7 separate regions of the Homo sapiens genome follow, and regions 1, 2, 4, 5, 6 and 7 are each linked to region 3. The links are chromatin contacts, found by Hi-C or POLR2A ChIA-PET in ENCODE. All regions are on one chromosome and are shown on one strand. Each heading gives the region's core, a stretch centred on a gene start or an enhancer-like site at or near the end of the contact. The rest is flanking DNA. Distances are from core to core; before and after follow the strand shown.

What was found. A loop is a pair of places that touch in the nucleus more often than their neighbours do. ChIA-PET counts read pairs that join two places held with the same protein, here RNA polymerase II (POLR2A). Pooled maps may share reads with other maps.
Region 1: a loop to region 3 is called in a map with no recorded cell type, with 13 times the contacts of the local background. The contact joins the promoter of HEATR6 here to the promoter of PRR11 in region 3. A Hi-C loop is called at or near these places in 1 of 37 single-sample maps with no recorded cell type and 8 of 50 pooled maps. POLR2A ChIA-PET finds 5 or more read pairs at or near these places in 2 of 52 experiments (activated CD4-positive, alpha-beta memory T cell and activated T-cell).
Region 2: a loop to region 3 is called in a map of OCI-LY7, with 4 times the contacts of the local background. The contact joins the promoter of TSPOAP1 here to the promoter of PRR11 in region 3. A Hi-C loop is called at or near these places in 2 of 168 maps with a recorded cell type or tissue (OCI-LY7 and naive thymus-derived CD4-positive, alpha-beta T cell), 8 of 37 single-sample maps with no recorded cell type and 11 of 50 pooled maps. POLR2A ChIA-PET finds 5 or more read pairs at or near these places in 5 of 52 experiments (WTC11, activated CD4-positive, alpha-beta T cell, activated CD4-positive, alpha-beta memory T cell and 2 more).
Region 4: a loop to region 3 is called in a map of naive thymus-derived CD4-positive, alpha-beta T cell, with 19 times the contacts of the local background. The contact joins the promoter of MKS1 here to the promoter of PRR11 in region 3. A Hi-C loop is called at or near these places in 2 of 168 maps with a recorded cell type or tissue (CD4-positive, alpha-beta memory T cell and naive thymus-derived CD4-positive, alpha-beta T cell) and 9 of 50 pooled maps. POLR2A ChIA-PET finds 5 or more read pairs at or near these places in 1 of 52 experiments (GM12878).
Region 5: a loop to region 3 is called in a pooled map, with 9 times the contacts of the local background. The contact joins the promoter of RNF43 here to the promoter of PRR11 in region 3. A Hi-C loop is called at or near these places in 7 of 50 pooled maps. POLR2A ChIA-PET finds 5 or more read pairs at or near these places in 2 of 52 experiments (PC-3 and endothelial cell of umbilical vein).
Region 6: a map of Panc1 shows a loop between it and region 3 (23-fold over the local background). The contact joins the promoter of SUPT4H1 here to the promoter of PRR11 in region 3. A Hi-C loop is called at or near these places in 2 of 168 maps with a recorded cell type or tissue (CD8-positive, alpha-beta T cell and Panc1) and 15 of 50 pooled maps. POLR2A ChIA-PET finds 5 or more read pairs at or near these places in 4 of 52 experiments (AG04450, Panc1, activated CD4-positive, alpha-beta T cell and 1 more).
Region 7: a map of naive thymus-derived CD4-positive, alpha-beta T cell shows a loop between it and region 3 (11-fold over the local background). The contact joins the promoter of RNFT1 here to the promoter of PRR11 in region 3. A Hi-C loop is called at or near these places in 1 of 168 maps with a recorded cell type or tissue (naive thymus-derived CD4-positive, alpha-beta T cell) and 8 of 50 pooled maps. POLR2A ChIA-PET finds 5 or more read pairs at or near these places in 2 of 52 experiments (CD4-positive, alpha-beta T cell and activated CD4-positive, alpha-beta T cell).

Annotation. Positions count from the first base shown.
Region 1 is chr17:60,077,340-60,080,185 of GRCh38, reverse strand. It overlaps HEATR6 (HEAT repeat containing 6), which reads left to right and starts at 1,265. Exons shown (of 20, transcript NM_022070.5): 1 at 1,265-1,490. The coding sequence starts at 1,272. It overlaps HEATR6-DT (HEATR6 divergent transcript), which reads right to left and starts at 877. Exons shown (of 2, transcript NR_135648.1): 1 at 714-877. RefSeq lists a silencer at 1,479-1,608.
Region 2 is chr17:58,327,172-58,330,070 of GRCh38, reverse strand. TSPOAP1 (TSPO associated protein 1) reads left to right here and starts at 1,276. Exons shown (of 32, transcript NM_004758.4): 1 at 1,276-2,483. The coding sequence starts at 2,151. TSPOAP1-AS1 (TSPOAP1, SUPT4H1 and RNF43 antisense RNA 1) reads right to left here. Exons shown (of 5, transcript NR_038410.1): 2 at 1,950-2,021. RefSeq lists enhancers at 454-533, 634-803, 1,334-1,403, 2,274-2,433 and silencers at 2,114-2,223, 2,834-2,893.
Region 3 is chr17:59,154,206-59,157,042 of GRCh38, reverse strand. PRR11 (proline rich 11) reads right to left here and starts at 1,297. Exons shown (of 10, transcript NM_018304.4): 1 at 1,238-1,297. It overlaps SKA2 (spindle and kinetochore associated complex subunit 2), which reads left to right and starts at 1,857. Exons shown (of 4, transcript NM_182620.4): 1 at 1,857-1,912. The coding sequence starts at 1,880. RefSeq lists enhancers at 1,120-1,169, 1,830-2,069.
Region 4 is chr17:58,217,528-58,220,519 of GRCh38, reverse strand. MKS1 (MKS transition zone complex subunit 1) reads left to right here and starts at 1,265. Exons shown (of 18, transcript NM_017777.4): 1 at 1,265-1,369; 2 at 1,791-1,900. The coding sequence starts at 1,290. It overlaps LOC105371841 (a long non-coding RNA gene), which reads right to left and starts at 1,206. Exons shown (of 2, transcript XR_934884.4): 1 at 461-1,206. RefSeq lists an enhancer at 1,158-1,437.
Region 5 is chr17:58,416,082-58,418,799 of GRCh38, reverse strand. RNF43 (ring finger protein 43) reads left to right here and starts at 1,266. Exons shown (of 10, transcript NM_017763.6): 1 at 1,266-1,783.
Region 6 is chr17:58,350,869-58,353,944 of GRCh38, reverse strand. SUPT4H1 (SPT4 homolog, DSIF elongation factor subunit) reads left to right here and starts at 1,744. Exons shown (of 5, transcript NM_003168.3): 1 at 1,744-1,878; 2 at 2,437-2,543. The coding sequence starts at 1,810. TSPOAP1-AS1 (TSPOAP1, SUPT4H1 and RNF43 antisense RNA 1) reads right to left here. Exons shown (of 5, transcript NR_038410.1): 4 at 2,031-2,201; 5 at 218-1,946. RNF43 (ring finger protein 43) reads left to right here. Exons shown (of 10, transcript NM_017763.6): 10 at 1-269. RefSeq lists an enhancer at 428-963 and silencers at 1,351-1,780, 2,061-2,170.
Region 7 is chr17:59,963,158-59,966,159 of GRCh38, reverse strand. It overlaps RNFT1 (ring finger protein, transmembrane 1), which reads left to right and starts at 1,420. Exons shown (of 9, transcript NM_016125.4): 1 at 1,420-1,552; 2 at 2,876-3,002. The coding sequence starts at 1,497. It overlaps RNFT1-DT (RNFT1 divergent transcript), which reads right to left and starts at 1,064. Exons shown (of 4, transcript NR_110815.1): 1 at 972-1,064. It also overlaps the pseudogene TBC1D3P1-DHX40P1. RefSeq lists an enhancer at 1,050-1,319 and a silencer at 1,350-1,479.

The sequences.
Region 1 (2,846 bases), core at 16-2,515, 920 kb before region 3:
TGAACAGAAATGTTTTGTTCTCAGGATAAAACATACATTCAGGTGACTTCAAGGTTTTCCCTAAGGGCCAAGGGTGAGGATTTGCTTTATATTTGCATAACTCAAAGGCCCTAGAGATGGTTTTCCCAATCTGCCCAACTGTGAAAGTCAAGCCTTCACTTCCTGGATGACTGAAAAGTGATCACAGATTTTTAAATGGCCATTTTATTCTCCAGCTTCTTGACTTCAAGGTTTCAGAAAATCTTGGGGTGTCTCATTTCAACCCGGTCACTCTTAGGCAGATTATATTTTACATGATTCAGTTAAACTCCAAAATTACTCTTCTAGTGGGGCGAGGTGCCTCATGATCCATGAGAGGATTCACACTGGGAAAAAGGGAGAAAAAGGAACCAAGAGTACAGCCAGCTGTCACTTAAGTAGGGAAAGCTGCCTTATATTCCACTGACCAGATTGCAATCACAGAGCCACAGCCAACTGCAAGGAATGCTAGGGAACGTAGCCTTTATTCCGGGTGGTTTTGTGCCTGGGGAAAGATTTTAGAAGAGTAGAAGGGTGCCTTAGAACTAGCGGTTTCTGCTACTGCCATCCACAGCATACCCTCTCCAACTCCAGCCCGAATCTGAAACTCTAGTACGGAACAGAGTACCTTCAGCCCTGTCCAGGAACAAACTCTGGGAGGACAAACTTTCTGGAAGCACAAATTGAGAACTCACTTTTCAGTCAGGGCTCAAGAAGGAGTGGCCGGCGAAAAATCTCCAAGCCAATTTCTTTCTTTTTTTTTTTTTCTGAGACGGAGTCTCGCTCTGTCGCCCAGGCTGGAGTGCAGTGGCGCGATCTTGGCTCATTGCAAGCCCTGCCTCCCGGGTTCACGCCATTCTCCTGCCTCAGCCTCCCGAGTAGCTGGGACAACAGGCGCCCGCCACCACTCCCGGCTAATTTTTTTTTTTTTTTTTTTTTTGTATTTTTAGTAGAGACGGGGTTTCACCGTGTTAGCTAGGATGGTCTCGATCTTCTGACCTCGTGATCCGCCCGCCTCGGCCTCCCAAAGTGCTGGGATTACAGGCGTCAGCCACCGAGCCCGGCCTCCAAGCCAATTTCTGACAAGCATCTGCAGGGTACCGGTCGGAGGAGTCCCGTAGTCATGGAAACCCCTCTGAGCCCCAGTCCGGTCTAAAAAAGGTACTTTCGGAACTAGAGCGCGCGGAACGGGAGGATGTCCCGGAAGTATTTCCCTGGGATCACCCCACCCACCCCCCCCGCCCGTAGAAAAGATGGCTGCTGTGCAAGTTGTCGGTTCGTGGCCTTCCGTGCAGCCGCGGGAGGCACCGCGGGAAGCAATCCCTGAGCGAGGCAATGGGTTTCGCCTCTTGTCTGCCAGGCTCTGCGCCCTGCGCCCGGATGACAGCAGCTCCGCCCGCACCGAGATCCACCTGCTCTTCGATCAGCTCATCTCCGAGAACTACAGCGAGGGCAGTGGCGTGGCCCCGGAGGTAGGCGGCGCGCCCTGCTGGCCCCGGCCCCGGCCCCACCCCTCCGGGAACCCAGCTGGTGGCCTCTGCCTGCCTTTCCCTGATCTTCCCACTCTCGCGCCTGATGATTTAGTTTCAGGATGGCGTGCCCCCTCCAACCTTGGCACATTCTTAGTTCTCCATTTGGAAGACCCTGCAGTGCTTGGCACGCTCGAGTCATTCAAAACCCAACTTGACGACTCCTGCTCTGATAATGCCTCGGGTTTCCTCTCTGATACCAACTTTCCATCCGCCCGCACCCTCCTTCACTCCCTCTCTGTGCACCCAGAACACTTGGTTGACAAAATGCATTACTACTGTTTATTGCGTACATGGTACACGGACCACGTGGGAATCTTAGAACTTGCGTAGTATTAGGGCTTGTTTGCTAATGAAAATACTGAAGCTCGTAAAAATACAGTATACAAAACTCTGCCACAAAGCCCCTATGTTTTCTGTTCCTACACACTAGCTCCTCCCCTCTGCCGTCTTTCTGAGTAATCTTACACACATCAGGCCTTAAATTAATGAATTCTCTGAACTGTTGACACCATGGCCTTCTGGCCCTACGTAGGAAAGAGGGAAGTGGTGCAAGTTGCCTGCTTGCACAGGCATCTCAAACTAGACAGTTCCTAAAGATGAAATTCATTAGCTCCAAACACGCATTCCCGTCCCCAGTCCATCCCACCTTCCAACACACATGCATCATCCACCAAGTCACACCAGACACAAACACTGGTTCTTCCCTCCTTCATCCCAGATCCTGACCAACTCAGGTATTTCAGAATGTGTCTCATATATATTTCTCAGTTCATCCCCTCCTGTCTATTCCCATAGCGAGTGCCTTAGACCTCAGGCAAGGCGACTTATGCCTGGACTGTTCGCTGATCCCCTCTGACTGATCTCCTGCCTCCTGTCTAGCTCCTCTCCAAGCCAGTCATTCCTCCAATGCCAGAATGATCTTTTCTTTAGGAGGAAAAAAAATTGTTCATAAACTTTAAAATCTGCTTTGGAAAAGTCTTCAATACGTATTGGTAAATGGTTGAAGCAAGTTGCAGGACAATTCATACAGAATGAGATCAGTATGAAGCTGGAGGAGGGATTTTAAAATATGTGTGTTTATATATGCAAAGTAAAAGGTCTGAAAGAATTGACTACAGAATAATAGTGTATGTCATTAGGAAGCAGAGTGAGATTAAGGCAGTAGTCGGGGACTTTTGCTGTATTTGTGTAATTGGATACTTTTGCAACAAAACTTCCATTCTCTCCTGTTACTCCCCCTTTTGTTCCTGTGTGCAGCCATTTAAAACTTGCTGTTCTTCAGGCACCTACTAGTGT
Region 2 (2,899 bases), core at 27-2,526, 830 kb after region 3:
TAGCATCCATATCTATATATATCATGATGTGTTGTAATTTATAAACTCATGCAATGATAGCCTCCCATGCACATAACAGCACACACATAGACACAGTGGCAAACAAACATAGATGCAATGACACAGAAACATACATACAGATACACCCAATGTGTTTTTGTTACGTTTTATTATGTGACTCATAGACACATAATAGCACACACATATATACACACAATGGCCCCTTCACATATACAGAAATAGATAATGTCTATTCTATAGATGCATACTATACACACGCATGCGCATAATGGCATGCATATATACTCTGACCTAAACAGCAACACATCATGCAGTGGCGTGCGTGTTGACCTACACACTGCTTTAGGGAAGTGAAGATGTCCACTCCTCCCCATGCACCCCCTACCTCCAGTTCCATTGGCTCTTGCCTGGGTGGAGCCCACAGTCAGGGGCTCTAGGGTTCAGTATCACCGCTGCTATTCTGTGGGGGTGCCACACGAGGGCCCCCGACCTTGGCTGAAACTGGCTTGCCTAATGAGTCCCGGGTTCAGAGTGGAGAGGGGCTGCCTCTCGGGGCTTCTCCCAACACCCCTGGCTCTGGGGACTCTGTCTAGACCCCTGCCACTGCATATAGACTGACTCCTGGCTGAGGGGATTCTCACGTCCTTGTCCCCCAAATTATTTAGCAACAAGATCTAAGGCTAGACAGAAGATGAACTTCCAGGCAATTCGGGACAAAGCCAACCCAACAGGCCATGTGGGCTTCCCTGGTGGCCTGGGACAGCCAGGTTGCCCCCCAAGTGCAATCTGCCAGGAGGAAGCAGAAGGAATTCTCCGTCTATTTCTACCTGTCTCTTTGCTTGTCTTCCCGGTTTCTTTCTCTTGGTTTCTGTCTCTCTCTTTGTTTCATCTCAAGTCCCATCTTTTCTAGTTCTGCCCTTCTCTGTGGCTGGATCTCTGTCATACCCTCCCCCGTTCTGTCTCTATCAGTCTCACCCGATGTAGGGAGGACCATCTGCACCCCACTCGCCTCTGTACTCCGGAAGGTGTGAGAATGTGTGAAGATGAGGGTGGGAGGCCACATGTGGGAGCCCTGGGCTGACATGCCGTGAGAAACCTGCTCTTCCTTCTGTCCCCGACCCTGTCAGCCGGTTCAGCCCACCAGTCCAGCGCCATCACCATGGAAACCAGCAGCCGACTTCCTATTGGTGGGTGGGAGGGGAGGAGGAGGAGGAGGAGGGGAGGGCTGGCTCTTCCCGGCTCACCCCCCCACCCAATTCTGAGGCTCAGCCCTCCTCGGAGCCCACCATCTCGAGGCTCCTGGACTGTAAGGGACCCCTGCAGTCCCCAGAGCAGAGGCCAGCAGGGGCTGAGACTATGAGGCAAGCAGCCCATCGACCCAGGCCTCCTTAGGACCAGCCCAGCCACCCAGCAAGCGAAAGAGCAGCAGCAGAGAGCAGAGCCGGAGATAAAGGACCACAGCGGACCACTGGGGATCACCCCCAGCAGCTCCTGAAGCCTCTGGCCGGGCTGAGGGGTTGCGACAGACGGCCAGACCCACAGACACTGACAGACACACAACGACACCGATGCACACAGCTGCACGACACTGACACACTCAGATACAACCAGGGACAGCATCACATACTGCCACAGCCCTGCAATACAGACACCCACACACACACACACAAACAACTGGCAACTCTGAAATGGGCAGACAGTGACACACAGCACCACCCCCCTCAACACACAGAAGTGGGGGCACCCATCTTCCCAACACATGAGACAGCATTGACCTGCACGGACAGACCTGGAGACACACACACGCACCCTCACCCAGGCGCAGCTGTCGGTGGCCTCTGCACATCCTCCCTACCCCCACAGGGACACCCTCGCTCCTCCACATACTCGCGCACACACACAGCTACCAGCAAACATAGCTCACATACCCCTGGCTCCAGCTCCAGCAGCCCTGGCGCCTTCTGCAGCCTCCTTTGTGGGTGGGGAAGAGCTCAGCCAACCTTGGATGGAGCGTCGGTGAAGCAAGAGCTCAGAGGGGAGAGGGGCTGGCCTGGCATGACCCTCGCCAGTCCCCCCACCTGGCTGGGTGATGTCCCCCGGCCCGGGTTCTGGGGCCCCTTGGCAGTACCATGGAGCAACTGACAACCCTCCCACGGCCTGGGGACCCTGGAGCCATGGAGCCATGGGCACTGCCCACCTGGCATAGCTGGACTCCAGGTCGAGGGGGTGAACCTAGCAGTGCAGCCCCAAGCATCGCTGATACTCCTCCGGCAGCTCTGCAGCTTCAAGAACTGAGGTCTGAGGAGAGTTCCAAGCCCAAAGGAGACGGGAGCTCCAGGCCCGTGGGGGGAACTGACCCTGAAGGAGCAGAGGCTTGTCTGCCCAGCCTGGGCCAGCAAGCATCCAGCTCTGGACCCGCCTGCCAGAGGCCAGAGGATGAGGAAGTGGAGGCTTTCCTGAAGGTAAGGGATCTGTGGAGGGCTGGGGTCTGCAAGGTGGGGGTCTCTCACCATGTCCTCCAGCCTGGCCAGGAGGTGAGGCGAGGTATGCATCCCCAATGCCCACCTGTCCTCTCTTGGCCTGTCTGTGGGTCCATCTCTGTGGCTATCTGTCCTCTCTTCATCGAGCAGAAATCTGAGGGGCTCCATTTCTTTCGTCATTTGTCTGTCCTTCTGACCCTCTTTGCCTGTCTGTCTAGATCTGGCCCTGCTGCTGCCCCGTCCCTCTCTGTGCCTCCTCCTGACAGTGTGTCTGTCTGTGTCTCTTCTTCCATGAGTCTGTCTGTCCTTAGGGGCTGGGGGATACAGGGGGAGTGTGGAGGTGCACAGAGAATCAGTGCAGAGGAAGTAGATTGAGGGGAGGGGGCTTGGTGCTGGGC
Region 3 (2,837 bases), core at 48-2,547:
GCTATTTTCCAATAGGAAGATGCAATAAATAATACAGTAAGAATTACAGTCTTTTGCAGGAGTTGGCGCTGCTGCTTCTGTGAAAACTCCACCCAATGATATGAAAAGTTCTTTGCGGCCGAGCGTGGTGGCTCACGCCTGTAATCCCAGCACTTTGGGAGGCTGAGGCTGGTGGATCACGAGGTCAGGAAATCGAGACCATCCTGGCCAAGAGGGTGAAACCCCGTCTCTACTAAAAATACAAAAATTAGCCGGGCGTGCTGGCGTGCGCCTGTACTCCCAGCTACTCAGGAGGCTGAGGTTGTAGTGGGCCGAGATTGTGCCACTGTACTCCAGCCTAGGCGACAGAGCGAGACTCCGTCACAAAAAAAGAAAAAAAAAAAAAAGAAAGAAAGAGAAGAAAAGTTCTTTGTTCTGGGGTACTTTCAAAGCTGTAGCAGCAACGGAAATGACTGTTGCATTTCATTGCCATCTTCCTAAAACACATTTTTATGGAAGTCTCTTGCGCTCCTCCACAAATAGCCTTCAATTACTTAATTTCCATTAGCAGTCCAATTGATTCTTCTTGAACACCCATAGCACTATTTCTGGGTACTTGCTTTTTTTAAATTTTATGTTTTATGCTTTTTTTTTTTTAAGCATTGCTGTTTTTGTTCTGTCTTGTTTTTCCAAAGAGACTGCAGCTCCCTAAAGTCTCATCCCGCACAGTATTAGGCACTCAGTAAACAGGACACGCATTTAAAATTGACACTCTAACAGCATGCCAGACAATATCGAGTAACATAGTAATATTCCCAGTCAAGAAATGTACCAACTTAAACTTTAATGTGCATAGAAATCACTCAGGGAAATCTTGTTAAAATGTATATTCTGATTTAGTAAATTTGGGTGGAGTCCGATAATTTGCATTTGTAACAAGCAAACAAGAGATGCGGATGCCGCTGATCTGTGGACTTGCATTGAGCAGCAAATATGTAAAGAAATGTTCAAAAGGAAGGCAGATGCTTTGCTCCAAAACGTATCTTGCGAAGTGTTAATTAAATAGAAGTATGGTTAAGATGAAGCCAGGCCGAGCACTTCTTCCCCAGCCCCAAACCTCCCCTTCCTCCTTTCCATTTCCCCTTCGTGTCCAGCCAAAGTCCCCACCTCCCTAAACCATAAAAACACAAGCAGCAACAGGCCCAGCTACTCAAGACGCGAGCTCAGATAACAAAGAAATAATCGTTCCTGCACTTACTAGTCTAAGAGCCGGGGGAGTCGATGGAGTCCGGGCTGTGGCCTCTCCCACGCCATAAAGAAAAATTCAAAATTAAATCCTTGTCAGGGAGAGGCCAATCGTAGACACGGTCTCTGCACGATTCGCTCTTCGGATGGTGTAGGAGCACAGCCCGGCTTGTGATTGGCTGAGATAGCACAGAGCTCCAGCCAATCAGAGCTGAGGCGCTTCTGGTATGAATAAGGAGAAGGCGGGAGAGAAGGGGAAGGAAAGCCGGAGGGGAAAGAAGGTGTGTTACGTCCCCTCTGCTGTCGGTGGAAGCTCTGGTGTGATTGGTTGGCTCTTCTTCCAATTGCACCAATCTCAAGCTCTTCTCTGCAGAGCCCTAACTACAAAATTGAAAGTAGAGAGGAGGGGGCAGCCAATGGAAAAAAAAATTTGCACAGCAGCCAATCCTCCTGCGGCGTTTTGTGCCTTTGCCCAACAGGAAAATGTGTCTCATGCAGAGGGGCGTTACCCAGTCTCCAATGGGCGGGAGCCGGTGGAACGGAGGAGCCAATGAGTGCGAGATGTTGAGTGACAGCTGTCCAATGGAGGCCCTCCGTGCTAGTACGGCTTGCGGCTTAAGCGCCGCCGCGGTCTGCGGAATGTCAACTATTCAACATGGAGGCGGAGGTCGATAAGCTGGAACTGATGGTGAGTGCAAAGTGAAGGAGATCTACTGGGTAGTTTATTTTTCCCCCATGGCCTCGGAGGTGGGGCACAATTTGGAGTCGCCGGAAACTCCGGGCGGCGGAGGCTGGACCAGAGTCGAGTTCCCTCCTCCTGCACCAAAGGGAGCCGCCACCGTCTGGTGTCTAAACCGCCTCGGGTAAGGGGTTACATCCGGGAAACTCGTCAGGGAAATGGCGGGAGATGCTGAGGGTGCGGGGCCTTTGGAATTCCTTGTTCCTTGCCCTCACCTTTACACCCCTTACGAAACTGCGCCGGGTGCAGACCGCATTCTGTGTTTGTACCAAAAAAGATGTGAATGGAACGGTCCCTAAGCGTCCCAAGAAGGGAGAGGTGGTTCACACTCCAAGAAAGGGGAACGGAGGGTGGGGTGGGGAATAAACTGACGGGGGCGAGGAGAAATCCCTGTAGGGCCAACCCGCTCACGTTCTAAAAGGCGGGCCGAGAAAGTCTGAGAAAGGATGCTAGACTTGTATGCACAACTTCCTAACGGCCAAGGAACCCGTTTCTGTTTGATCCGGAGGTGGCAAACCGTGGGTGAGGGAAGAGGTGTGAGCGAAGGGGATCGTAACCACGAGCTCCGCTCCCGGAGCGCGGGCGGGATTGAGACAGGAAAGGCATCCTGCTCTGGAGTTGTGCACTTTCATTCATCTGTGAAAGTAGAAAACGGGGGCGAAGAATTGGAAAGCACTCCCGTTGTTGCTGGCGTGTTTGGCCTGCTCGGGGGGCGCCCAGCTGGGGGGCTGTCCTAGTTTTCTTTAAGGATCCGTCCCTCACTTGTTCTCTTTATTCCCTCCCTCCCATCCTTAGATTACCAGCTTGATCGCCCGCGCTTTTTTCCTCTTAGTGTCCTTGTTCTGTCTTCAGCCCTTTTCGTTCAGCATTATCT
Region 4 (2,992 bases), core at 16-2,515, 940 kb after region 3:
GATCCCGCCACTGCACTCCAGCCTGGGCGACAGAGCGAGACTCCGTCTCAAAAAAAAAAAAAAAAAAATTATTATTTCCCAGGTTGGAAATGTGTGCGTTTATGGAATAAATTGGTAGGTGAGAGGCTGTGAGGCAAACTGGAAGGTGGTTAGGCTTCAAAAGACAGAAGAACTTGGGCTAGAATCCCAGTACTTTTACCACTTGCAAGCTAGCAAGTCCTTTAAACCCTGGCCTTCACGAACTTCATTTTTAAAGTGAATAAAAGTACCTTTTTGAGAGGCTTCTACAAGGATTTGGGACAATGCAAACAAAAGTGCTCAAGCTGCACTAGATCCTAAATAAATGGTGCTATTTATGGTGAGTCGGTGTTACACAACTAGTGGCTATGGCACCCAGAGCTTCCAATGCCAAATCATCAAACTGGCATGAGATTCCCGAGTTCAGGGGACAATTGCTTACTTTGTTGGAGGAGGACTAGATGTGAACAAGGCTGATAAATGTTGACATTCCCAAAGTGCCGGGACGCCAGACGTGAGGTTACAGCATGTCCTTCCTTTGCTAGTACAACGAAGCATGACTTGTGAATGTCACTTTTTTGGCTTTTCAGGAAGCCAGTGCAGTAACAAAGTGGCTTAATGATCCAAAACTAACATACACAAGGTAAGAATCAGTTCAATAATAACATCGTTTCCTTCCTTACTGTTGACTTCCTTGTTTTTTCTTTCTTTGCTCAGTGAATATCAACACAAAGACTAATAAATCTTCTGACACTTTTTTTGTCTTCCAAGAATATATTTTCTTGTCTGGCTAAGGGCCATCACCTTCCCTGACTCCTTTGGGAATAATGGGTGCATTTCTTACAGTCACATCACCCGATTTTCAGGCCAAAGTTTTCACGCGTTGGGTGGAAGGCAGTGTGGCATGGTGGAAAAGGTAGAGGGCGAAGACTCAGGCCACCTGGTCCCCGTCATCATTTCTGCATCTATCTGTCTATATGAAGTGGGCTGATGGCTGTGCCAGTTTCCTCATTTGCACAGCGCACGAGGTCCCGCTTTCGGTGAGCTTTTATCGCATACATGGTAAGCGGTGATCGGTAGGACCCCGGAGCCCTCTTGGGCGTTCGGCTTGGGCTGCACTTGCACTGTGTGGCCAACTGCGACCGTGGCGCCGTGACGGGAACGGCGGGTTGCGCGCGCAGCACCTCCGTCGCCTCCCGATCCAGCGTCTCCGTTGCCAGGAAAACAGAGCGGCGCGCTTTCCGGCGCAGTCGCGGCGCGTCGCAGCTGTCATGGCGGAGACCGTCTGGAGCACTGACACCGGGGAGGCAGTGTATCGCTCCCGGGACCCCGTGCGCAACTTGCGCCTCCGGTAGTCGCACCGCCCCAGCCCCGAGGCCCCATGCTTTTGTGTCCTTAGATCATTCCAACCTGAGCTCGGTGTTCTGAGGTCCCCACTTTCTGCTTACAATCCCGACCACTTCTCCGGGCTCCCCACTTCTTTCACTATCCGTACCCCCATCCACTCACAGCCTCTAAGAACCCCTTACAGACCTACCCAAGTCCATTCACGTCTTTGTTGCTCCCAGTTTCTCAAAGCCCTGTGCCCCCAGTACACCCTCTCCCCTTCATTCTTCCCCATAGGACGGCGCACCCACCCACCTCCTCTCCGTTGTCTGCACCCAGCACACCTTGGCAACCCTACCTCCTCTGTTTTGTTTCCCCCATCCTTGCTTTGTGTTCATCTCCTGGTTGCGTGTCTGGTAACGAATATTTTGGGCTTTTCTTGACAGAGTCCACCTGCAAAGAATCACATCAAGCAACTTTCTTCATTATCAGCCTGCTGCCGAGCTCGGGAAGGACCTCATAGACTTGGCCACTTTTAGGCCTCAGCCAACTGCCAGTGGGTGTTACGGTGGTGATGTGCCATCTAATACTAATTATGATACTAATCAGAATTGTGGCCAAATGTAGTGAGATAACAAATACTATACTTCTGATATGTTATAGAGTTGCCCGGCAACCTACATTCTATTTGTGGCTTTTTTTTTTTTTTTTTTTTTTTTTTTTTTTTTGAGACGGAGTCTTGCTCTTTCCCCCAGGCTGAAGTGCAGTGTCGCTATCTCCGCTCACTGCAAGCTCCGCCTCCCGGGTTCACGCGATTCTCCTGCCTCAGCCTCCCGAGTAGCTGGGACTACAGGCGCCCGCCACCACGCCCGGCTAATTTTTTGTATTTTCAGTAGAGGCGGGGTTTCACCGTGTTAGCCAGGATTGTCTCGATCTCCTGACCTCGTGATCCGCCCGCCTTGGCCTCCCAAAGTGCTGGGATTACAGGCGTGAGCCACCGCGCCCGTCCTATTTGTGGCATTTTTAAAAGAGAAAACGTGCCCCAAACCCTAAATACACATATAAACACTTTTAAAAACAATTTTTAAACTGGAGACTGCTTGCAAAATCTGCATATGATGTGCATGTATAGATCAACTGTGTTCTTGTGGTTTTCCTTATCTGGGAAACCAAAAGAATGAGGAGGAGAGGACAGAGTGGTTGTTGTCAGGTCACTAGTCTGTTTGCTTTTATTGTTTCTCTTTCTGTTCAGAGCTGTTCCTGGGCAAGAGTGTGGGCTCACAGGTTGTGAAACGTGTCTCTGAAAAAGGCATACCCAAGAGTGTATTAGATTAGATTTGTTTTCTTTGTTTTTGTTTTCGTTTTGTTTTGAGACAGAATCTCATTCTTCTGCTCAGGCTGGAGTGCAGTGGTATGATCATAGCTCACTGTAAACCTTGGTCTCCCAGGCTCAAGCCATCCTCCTGCCTCAGCCTCCCAACTAGCTGGGACTACAGACTCACACTCAGTTTATTTTTTTTTAAAGTTTTAGTAGAGAAAAGGTCTTGCTATGTTGTCCAGGCTGGTTTCAAATTCCTGGGCCCAAGTGATCCTCCCACCTTAGCCTCCCAAAATGTTGGGATTACAGGCGTGAGTCACTGCATTCAGC
Region 5 (2,718 bases), core at 17-2,516, 740 kb after region 3:
AATTCTGAAACTACTGTCATAAACCTTATCTACAGGGGAAACAATGTTGAAGGTCAATAGGCTACTCATCCTTTTTGCTTTCAGAGGCATTATGTCATTTAATCTTTACAACAGACCTATCGTAATTATTATCATCAGCATTTTACAGATGATCAGAGATTCGTTTTTACATGAGGTAAGAAACACATAAAATTTACTATCATAACCATTTTTAAGTGTACAGTTCACTAGATTTAACTATATCCACATTGTTGTTCATTTGTATAATTTTGAAAGTTTATGGCAGCGGTTCAGAAATAAAATGTCTCACCACAGTCAAATATAATCTGGTAATTTGAAACTTCAAATGTTATAAATGTATTAGAAACTGTTGTATTATTTCTAATGGCAGGGTAGTAATAAGGATTATAGTTCATGAATGTGGTAATTAGCCAGAAATTCATTTTCTTTTTGCCTATGTTCTTCTCATTAATCATATTTTACCCTTTGGCTTGTATTTATGACATGGACTTATTTGGAGTCTTACATTGAAGGCATAGGTCTGATCCATAGTATTATTTCACCTCCCAAAGATTGAAAAGAAAATAACAGTTGGATTCCAGACATCTGACATCAACCTGATTTGAAAGTTCCATATAGGCACAGTTTAGACAGAGCTACTGAATTTAAATTAGTAAGAGCTGAAGAAAAGCTAAGCATAAAATGGACAGAGCCCTTCCCAGGGTAGCAGACATAAGCAGCAATAAATCAGTAAGTACTAAAACACAGGATCACTTTATTCTGGCTTTCTGCCATTTATAGACACTCAAACTTGGAATGAGCAGAAATCCTTTTGAACTTATATTTGCAAAACCTTGTGTCCATTCTTTTATCTTCCGGATTACCTTTATTTTTTTCTGTTTATTTCCTCATACCATCATCTATGCTCTGTTGGGTGCAGAGTCTGCTTAGATATCTTTGAGTGGCCCTGATTTGCATGTGGTAGCTTGCTTACCCAGAGAAAGGTACTCGGGATCGAATTGGATGCAGTTTAGCTGTGGCTCAGTAGAGGGAGTAGAGGAGCTGAGGGAGGGGGGAGAGCGAAAGAACGGGTCTGGTTAAGTAAGTGTTGTGTGTGAGCACCAGGAGGAGGGGGGCAGGGTGGGGAGTGGTTGCCTCTAGCAGCTCCACCCTCACTTTGTCAGCAGGTAGAGAGCGTGATTGCAGTCCCAGGGGAGGGAGTCAGAGCTAGAACACCAATTACAAACCACAGGCTTCCTGCTCTAGGGAGTTGATCCAGAATTGTCTTTCTGAAAGGAAGCACTCGGAATCCTTCCGAACTTTCCAAGTCCATCCATGATTCAGAGATACTGCCTTCTCTCTCTCTGGGATTTTATGTGTTTCTGATAGTGAATTGTTGATGTATTTGCTACTTTGCTTCTTTTCTCTTTCAAGACTTGATCATTTTATATGCTGTTTGGAGAAAAAAAGAACTTTTGTTAGCAAGGAGGTTTCAGAAATGATTTTGGATTTTCTGTAAGTGTTTAATTTAGTTCTAGGGGACAGCATCTCTCATCCCGGAGTAAATTTCTGCCTTTGACCTGCATGGATTATTTTTTCAGGCTGCGGAATTTCTCGGCACCTACCTGTAGTATGGGGCACTTGGTTTGGTTGCAGAGTAAGAAGGTGGAAGAATGAGCTGTACTTGGTTAAGCAGTTGAAACCTTTTTTGAGCAGGATCTGTAAAAGCATAATTGAATTTGTTTCACCCCCGTGGATTCCAGTGGGCCCGACAGCGCAACAGGTTTGCAGATTTCTTTTGAAATTCCTTTTTCCCCCCTCCCTCTGCCTCAGCAAAAGAAAAGAATCCATATAACAGGTTCATGTTCAATTGCTTGGCTTTTCAGCACTTATTCTGAAGACTTTATAATATTTTTAAACTTGACCTTGGAACACAGAGGGCTTTGTGGGTGAGGTGTATTTATATTTACTTAAGGGTGCACATTTTAAAAATCTTATTCTGTGTTTGTACAAAGACGCAAATTTTCATAGTGCCTAGAAATAGCACAGATCTATTCTACTCAAGATTATTTGTATTTTTTCAGGGTATTCTACCTAGAGCCTGTGGTTAATCGCCTCCCTGCTCCCCCTACCTTTTATTCCCTACCCCCTCAGGGAATTTGGATACATGTGAGGAATAGTCCTTTGTTTTTCTTATGAACCTAGAAAATTACAGATCATAAAATCTGGATATTAAAGTAGTTTCCAAAAGCATCTCATGGGAAATCAAAGTGCTCGGCATTTCCGAGCTGGAGAATAAAATCAAGAATCCTTAAGAGAGAAAAGAAAATGGAGATGGAAATATGAATTTTAACTGGGAAAAATAATTGGAAAGCTAACCTTTTCAAATACTCTAATTATGAAAGTTGGAAAAGGTTGTGATGCTCAGGATTATCCTGTAATGTGTGAAGATACATAAATTAGCACCTAATTTATAGGCAAATTTTGGTAAAACACAAAAAATTATGGTATGTCTAAGTTCATGAAAAGTATGTAAATGCAGTGGGCCTAGAAACCTGGCCACACTGAAATACAGTTTAATGTGGAAACTTTTCTAAATACATATTGTAGCATCTTTGGACATCAACGTGTGGCCTGAAATTTTTATTATTGTTCCCTCTTCTCCTCCATTAAAAAAAAAATCTCCTTGTGGTATTTAGTCATTTACCATTAACACAT
Region 6 (3,076 bases), core at 495-2,994, 800 kb after region 3:
GAGTGGACAAGAGCTGATGGGCCTCATCAGGGTGACATTCACCCCAGGGCAGCCTGACCACTCTTGGCCCCTCAGGCATTATCCCATTTGGAATGTGAATGTGGTGGCAAAGTGGGCAGAGGACCCCACCTGGGAACCTTTTTCCCTCAGTTAGTGGGGAGACTAGCACCTAGGTACCCACATGGGTATTTATATCTGAACCAGACAGACGCTTGAATCAGGCACTATGTTAAGAAATATATTTATTTGCTAATATATTTATCCACAAATGTGGTCTGGTCTTGTGGTTTTGTTCTGTCGTGACTGTCACTCAGGGTAACAACGTCATCTCTTTCTACATCAAGAGAAGTAAATTATTTATGTTATCAGAGGCTAGGCTCCGATTCATGAAAGGATAGGGTAGAGTAGAGGGCTTGGCAATAAGAACTGGTTTGTAAGCCCCTAAAAGTGTGGCTTAGTGAGATCAGGGAAGGAGAAAGCATGACTGGATTCTTACTGTGCTTCAGTCATTATTATTATACTGTTCACTTCACACATTATCATACTTCAGTGACTCAGACCTTGGGCAAATACTCTGTGCCTCGCTTTTTCAGTCCATAAAATGGGCCTACTTAATAGTTGTTGCAGGACTTACATGAGATAATAGAGTGTAGAAAATATGTTCCAAAGTGGAAAGTTTTATTCAGTGATAGAAAACATCCAAACCTGTCACAGAGCCCATCTGAACACAGCATGGGACCGCCAACAAGAAGAAAGCCCGCCCGGAAGCAGCTCAATCAGGAGGCTGGGCTGGAATGACAGCGCAGCGGGGCCTGAAACTATTTATATCCCAAAGCTCCTCTCAGATAAACACAAATGACTGCGTTCTGCCTGCACTCGGGCTATTGCGAGGACAGAGAGCTGGTGCTCCATTGGCGTGAAGTCTCCAGGGCCAGAAGGGGCCTTTGTCGCTTCCTCACAAGGCACAAGTTCCCCTTCTGCTTCCCCGAGAAAGGTTTGGTAGGGGTGGTGGTTTAGTGCCTATAGAACAAGGCATTTCGCTTCCTAGACGGTGAAATGAAAGGGAAAAAAAGGACACCTAATCTCCTACAAATGGTCTTTAGTAAAGGAACCGTGTCTAAGCGCTAAGAACTGCGCAAAGTATAAATTATCAGCCGGAACGAGCAAACAGACGGAGTTTTAAAAGATAAATACGCATTTTTTTCCGCCGTAGCTCCCAGGCCAGCATTCCTGTGGGAAGCAAGTGGAAACCCTATAGCGCTCTCGCAGTTAGGAAGGAGGGGTGGGGCTGTCCCTGGATTTCTTCTCGGTCTCTGCAGAGACAATCCAGAGGGAGACAGTGGATTCACTGCCCCCAATGCTTCTAAAACGGGGAGACAAAACAAAAAAAAACAAACTTCGGGTTACCATCGGGGAACAGGACCGACGCCCAGGGCCACCAGCCCAGATCAAACAGCCCGCGTCTCGGCGCTGCGGCTCAGCCCGACACACTCCCGCGCAAGCGCAGCCGCCCCCCCGCCCCGGGGGCCCGCTGACTACCCCACACAGCCTCCGCCGCGCCCTCGGCGGGCTCAGGTGGCTGCGACGCGCTCCGGCCCAGGTGGCGGCCGGCCGCCCAGCCTCCCCGCCTGCTGGCGGGAGAAACCATCTCCTCTGGCGGGGGTAGGGGCGGAGCTGGCGTCCGCCCACACCGGAAGAGGAAGTCTAAGCGCCGGAAGTGGTGGGCATTCTGGGTAACGAGCTATTTACTTCCTGCGGGTGCACAGGCTGTGGTCGTCTATCTCCCTGTTGTTCTTCCCATCGGCGAAGATGGCCCTGGAGACGGTGCCGAAGGACCTGCGGCATCTGCGGGCCTGTTTGCTGTGTTCGCTGGTCAAGGTGTCAGTCGGGGACCTGGTTGTAGGGCCCATGGGGGACCAAGGTCGGGGAAAGAGGGCGGAATGGGGCTGTGGGACAGTAAAGAGAAAAGTTAAGTCTCAGAACTCAGAGGTGGCAGGGGGAGTGAGAAGCCGAAGGAGGCCATCGTTTACCTCGTAGGATCGCGGACAGGTCTTGCAGCTGAGGGCAGGGGCGGTCTTACATGCCTTTGAATCCTCAGCTCTTAGACGTTCGGTGAACTTACGTTGGAGCCGAAAGACACTGGGAGTCAGAGGCGGGTGGGGATCCGCTGCTGAGTGAGTAGTCGGAAAGGATGCCTGACCCTGAGTAGACTAGAGAAAGGAATAGATAAAACGGAATTGGGAACGAGAGAGGAAGGAGTGGGAGGGTGGGACTTAGGAATGAAGCTTTGAGAGTAGTAGGTGGGGAACCTTAGGATACACAGTCAACATAGGGAAACAAGAAATTGAGCAGGTCGAAGTATTGAGAAAGCTACTTTTTCTCTTGGTCTTGTTCATGCTTATCTCTCCTTTTCCTTTATTTTTCTTTCACTCCCAGACTATAGACCAGTTTGAATATGATGGTTGTGACAATTGTGATGCATATCTACAAATGAAGGGTAACCGAGAGATGGTATATGACTGCACTAGCTCTTCCTTTGATGGGTAAGCCGCTTCAGTTTCCATCATTCACTTCTGCATTACCCAACCTGCACCCAGAGAAGTAAATGCAGGGCAAGTGTTAATCCTAGTTGGGCCCAGCCATTCGTTTTTGGGGGTTATTTTGTGTGGGTTTTTTTTTTTTTTTTTTTTTTTGAATCAGGGTTTTGCTCTGTGGCTCAGGCTGGAGTGCAGTGGCATGATCATAGCTCACTGCAGCGTGGAATGATCCTCTGACTTCAACCTCCCAGAGTGCTGGGATTATAGGTGTAAGCCACTGTGTCCAGCCTCAACAGTTATTTTGGGACATACTAGTGCTATGCATCTAATACAGTGACCACTATCCACGTGTAGCTACTGAGCACTTGAAATGTGTCTAGTCCAAATTAAGACATGCTTTTAAGTATAAAATATACCCCAGATTTCAAAGACTTAACATGAGAAGAAAGAATGTAATCTTAATAATGTTTGTTAAATGCATGAAAATTTTTTTTGAAAATGAAGGGAAGGGAGGTGTAGTAATGGTAGATCATTGCCCA
Region 7 (3,002 bases), core at 171-2,670, 810 kb before region 3:
GCCCGCCACCAAGCCCGGGTGATTTTTGTATTTTTAGTAGAGACAGGGTTTCGCCATGTTGGCCAGGCTGGTCTCAAACTCCTGACCTCAAGTGATCCTCCCGCCTCGGCCTTCCAAAGCGCTGGGATTACAGGGGTGAGCCACCACGCCAGGCCTAAACCTTTTTTTTTTTAGACGGAGTGTCGCTCTGTTGCCAGGCTGGAGTGCAGTGGCTAATCCCGGCTCACTGCAACCTCCGCCTCCCGGGTTCAAGCGATTCTCCTGCCTCAGCTTCCCGAGTAGCTGAGATTACAGGCACGCACCACCACACCCGGCTAATTTTTGTATTTTTAGTAGAGACGGGGTTTCACCATATTGGCCAGGATGTGGCCACGATCTCTTGACCTTGTGATCCACCCGCCTTGGCCTCCCAAAGTGCTGGGATTACAGGTGTGAGCTACCACTCCCCTCCTCAGCTTCGTTTTCTTAATGACCTTTTAATTTTAGAACAGTTTTAGATTAACAGAATTTATTTTATTTATTTATTTTTTGAGACCGAGTCTCACTCACTCTGTTGCCCAGGCTGGAGTGCAGTGGCACGATCTTGGCTCACTACAAACTCCACCTCCCGGGTTCAAGTGATTCTCGTATGCCTCAGCTTCCCGAGTATCTGTAGCGGGGATTACAAGTGTGAGCCAACGCCCCCGGCTAATTTTTGTAGTTTTAATAGAGACGGGTTTCACCATGTTGGCCAGGCTGGTCTCTACCTCCTGAGCTCAAGTGACCCGCCCGCCTCGGCCTCCCAAAATACTGGGATTACAGGTGTGAGCCACTGCGCCCGACCTAAACTTCGTTTTCTTAATAACCTTTTAATTTTAGAACAGTTTTAGATTAACATAATTATTTTGAGGGCAGTAGGGTCCTCTATACCCCACGCAAGACAGGTTTTTCAACTCTAACTTCTACTTCCACCCCACGCAGACTCTCCGCACCTCTCTCCTCTCATCTCGGGTTCTGACAAGGCCTGATCCTCACAGCCCAAATTCACGATTGTGAGGAAAGGTCAGCTCAGACCAAACGTCACCGCCCAGACAGACACAACTAGGTCAGGCGTCAAGCTCGCGGACATCCGAGCCCGGAAACCCTAACACTCCTCCAGGGGTAGGTTCTCCAAGCCTGAACATTTTTAACCTCAAAACGCCCAGGATCTCGGAGGCGTGTGGTGGATGCCACATAAATACATAACACATAACAACGACTTATTATTTAGCGCCAGGCCTGAAGGCCGTTCTCAGGCGCAGCTCGCTTGTTCTCGCTGCCAAAACACCCCGGCAGCCGTGAGCTCTCCACTCGGCGCGGTGCGGGGGCGGGGCTAGGAGGTGGAGCCGGGGCAGGGCGCGCGCGCGCGCGTGAGAACGTCCGGGGAGCGCGCGCGCCGCCGCCGTTGCCGCCGGGCTGAGAGAAGAGCTTGCGGGGTTTGCGGTTGATGGCCCCGACTGAAGGGCTGGAGGCGGTGTATGCCGCTGTTCTTGCTGTCGCTCCCGACACCTCCGTCCGCTTCTGGTCATGAGAGGTTAGGCCTGGGGGAAGCGGGCAGAGGAGGAGGCGGCGAGGGGCCGCGGCGCAGGGGGCTCTGGGGAGAATAGGCACTCGAGGCTCGGACGTGGGTGGAGAACTCTGCCCTCGGAGATTCCGGAAGAGTTGTGTTGAATTTTCTTCCCTTTTTTCTCCTCTTTCTTGTCTGTGCATGAAGGAAAGTGGGAGGGTTCTATGTTATTTATAGAAAAGACACTGAAAGCCTGCTGTCCAACGTCGCTCTTCAGTTTTGACGAAATAACACCCGTGGCGTCGGGGCCTCGGTGAAAGCCTTTAGTGAAAAGCACTGAAACCCAAACCGCCAGACACGGTGACTGCACCACTGTTCAGTCCTGGGAGTGAAATAGAATGACACAGAACATTCCCTGACGTTAACTCTAGCCTCCTCCTAGACAAACGGGAAAAGCACGGCAGTGTGGGATAGCCTCTGCGTTTTGTCAGCTGGGATTCCGACTCTGTTCTTCTGTTTCTAGGAGGTCCACACTGGATCATTTATTAGAGAGATCTTTCTCTGCTAGAGTCCTCTTTCCTCACACCCCTCCCTCCGTAATACACACACCACCGACGGTGGCATTTTATTGGGCGGACTGTGTAACTGCTTATTCAGACTAAAGAGTTACCTAGCAATTACGTGGTGACTCTCCAAAGTATCTATGCTTTAAATGTATTTAGGTAACATTCTTTTGCGCGGGGAGGTAATATTATTGGTGGCACCATTAATTATTGGAAACTTTATGAGCTTTGGGAAAGCTGCTTGAGCAGAAAATCTAATTTGTAGGTCACCTAAGTGCAGTGTTTATTATTAGTTACCTATGATGATAATAAGGCATTAAGATTTAATGTTGTTTTTTTTCCTAACATTTCCAACCATTAAAAAATACTGGCTCACTCTTCCTTATGAAACTTCTTTGATGTAGAATCTACATCAGAGATGAAACTGCACCATTTGGGAAAAGTAAATGTACCAGAGTACCCAGTGAGGACTGGTGCTCATTAACATCTGCTGGGTACCCATACTTCATGACTGTTTTGCGGATGCCTTCTGCCATTAGAGAACTGGAAGCATTTGCAGCTCAACTTTTTTTTTTTTGGTGCAAATGTTCCCTAAAAGATCATTTGTGTAGGGCAGCAGAGCCTTGGCATTAAGGGAGAAGGGAGGAGTCCAGTGATAAATAACCTGAAAATTCATCTGTTGTGATTATTTGCTACTCCTTTAGTGAATAAAGGATACCCAGTGAGGAATATACTGCTGGTATTTAACTGCCTGTTTACTTAGAATATCTTTTATTTGATTTTTTAGGAGACAGAGGCCTGAAGCAAAGACATCTGGGTCAGAGAAAAAGTATTTAAGGGCCATGCAAGCCAATCGTAGCCAACTGCACAGTCCTCCAGGAACTGGAAGCAGTGAGGATGCCTCAACCCCTCAG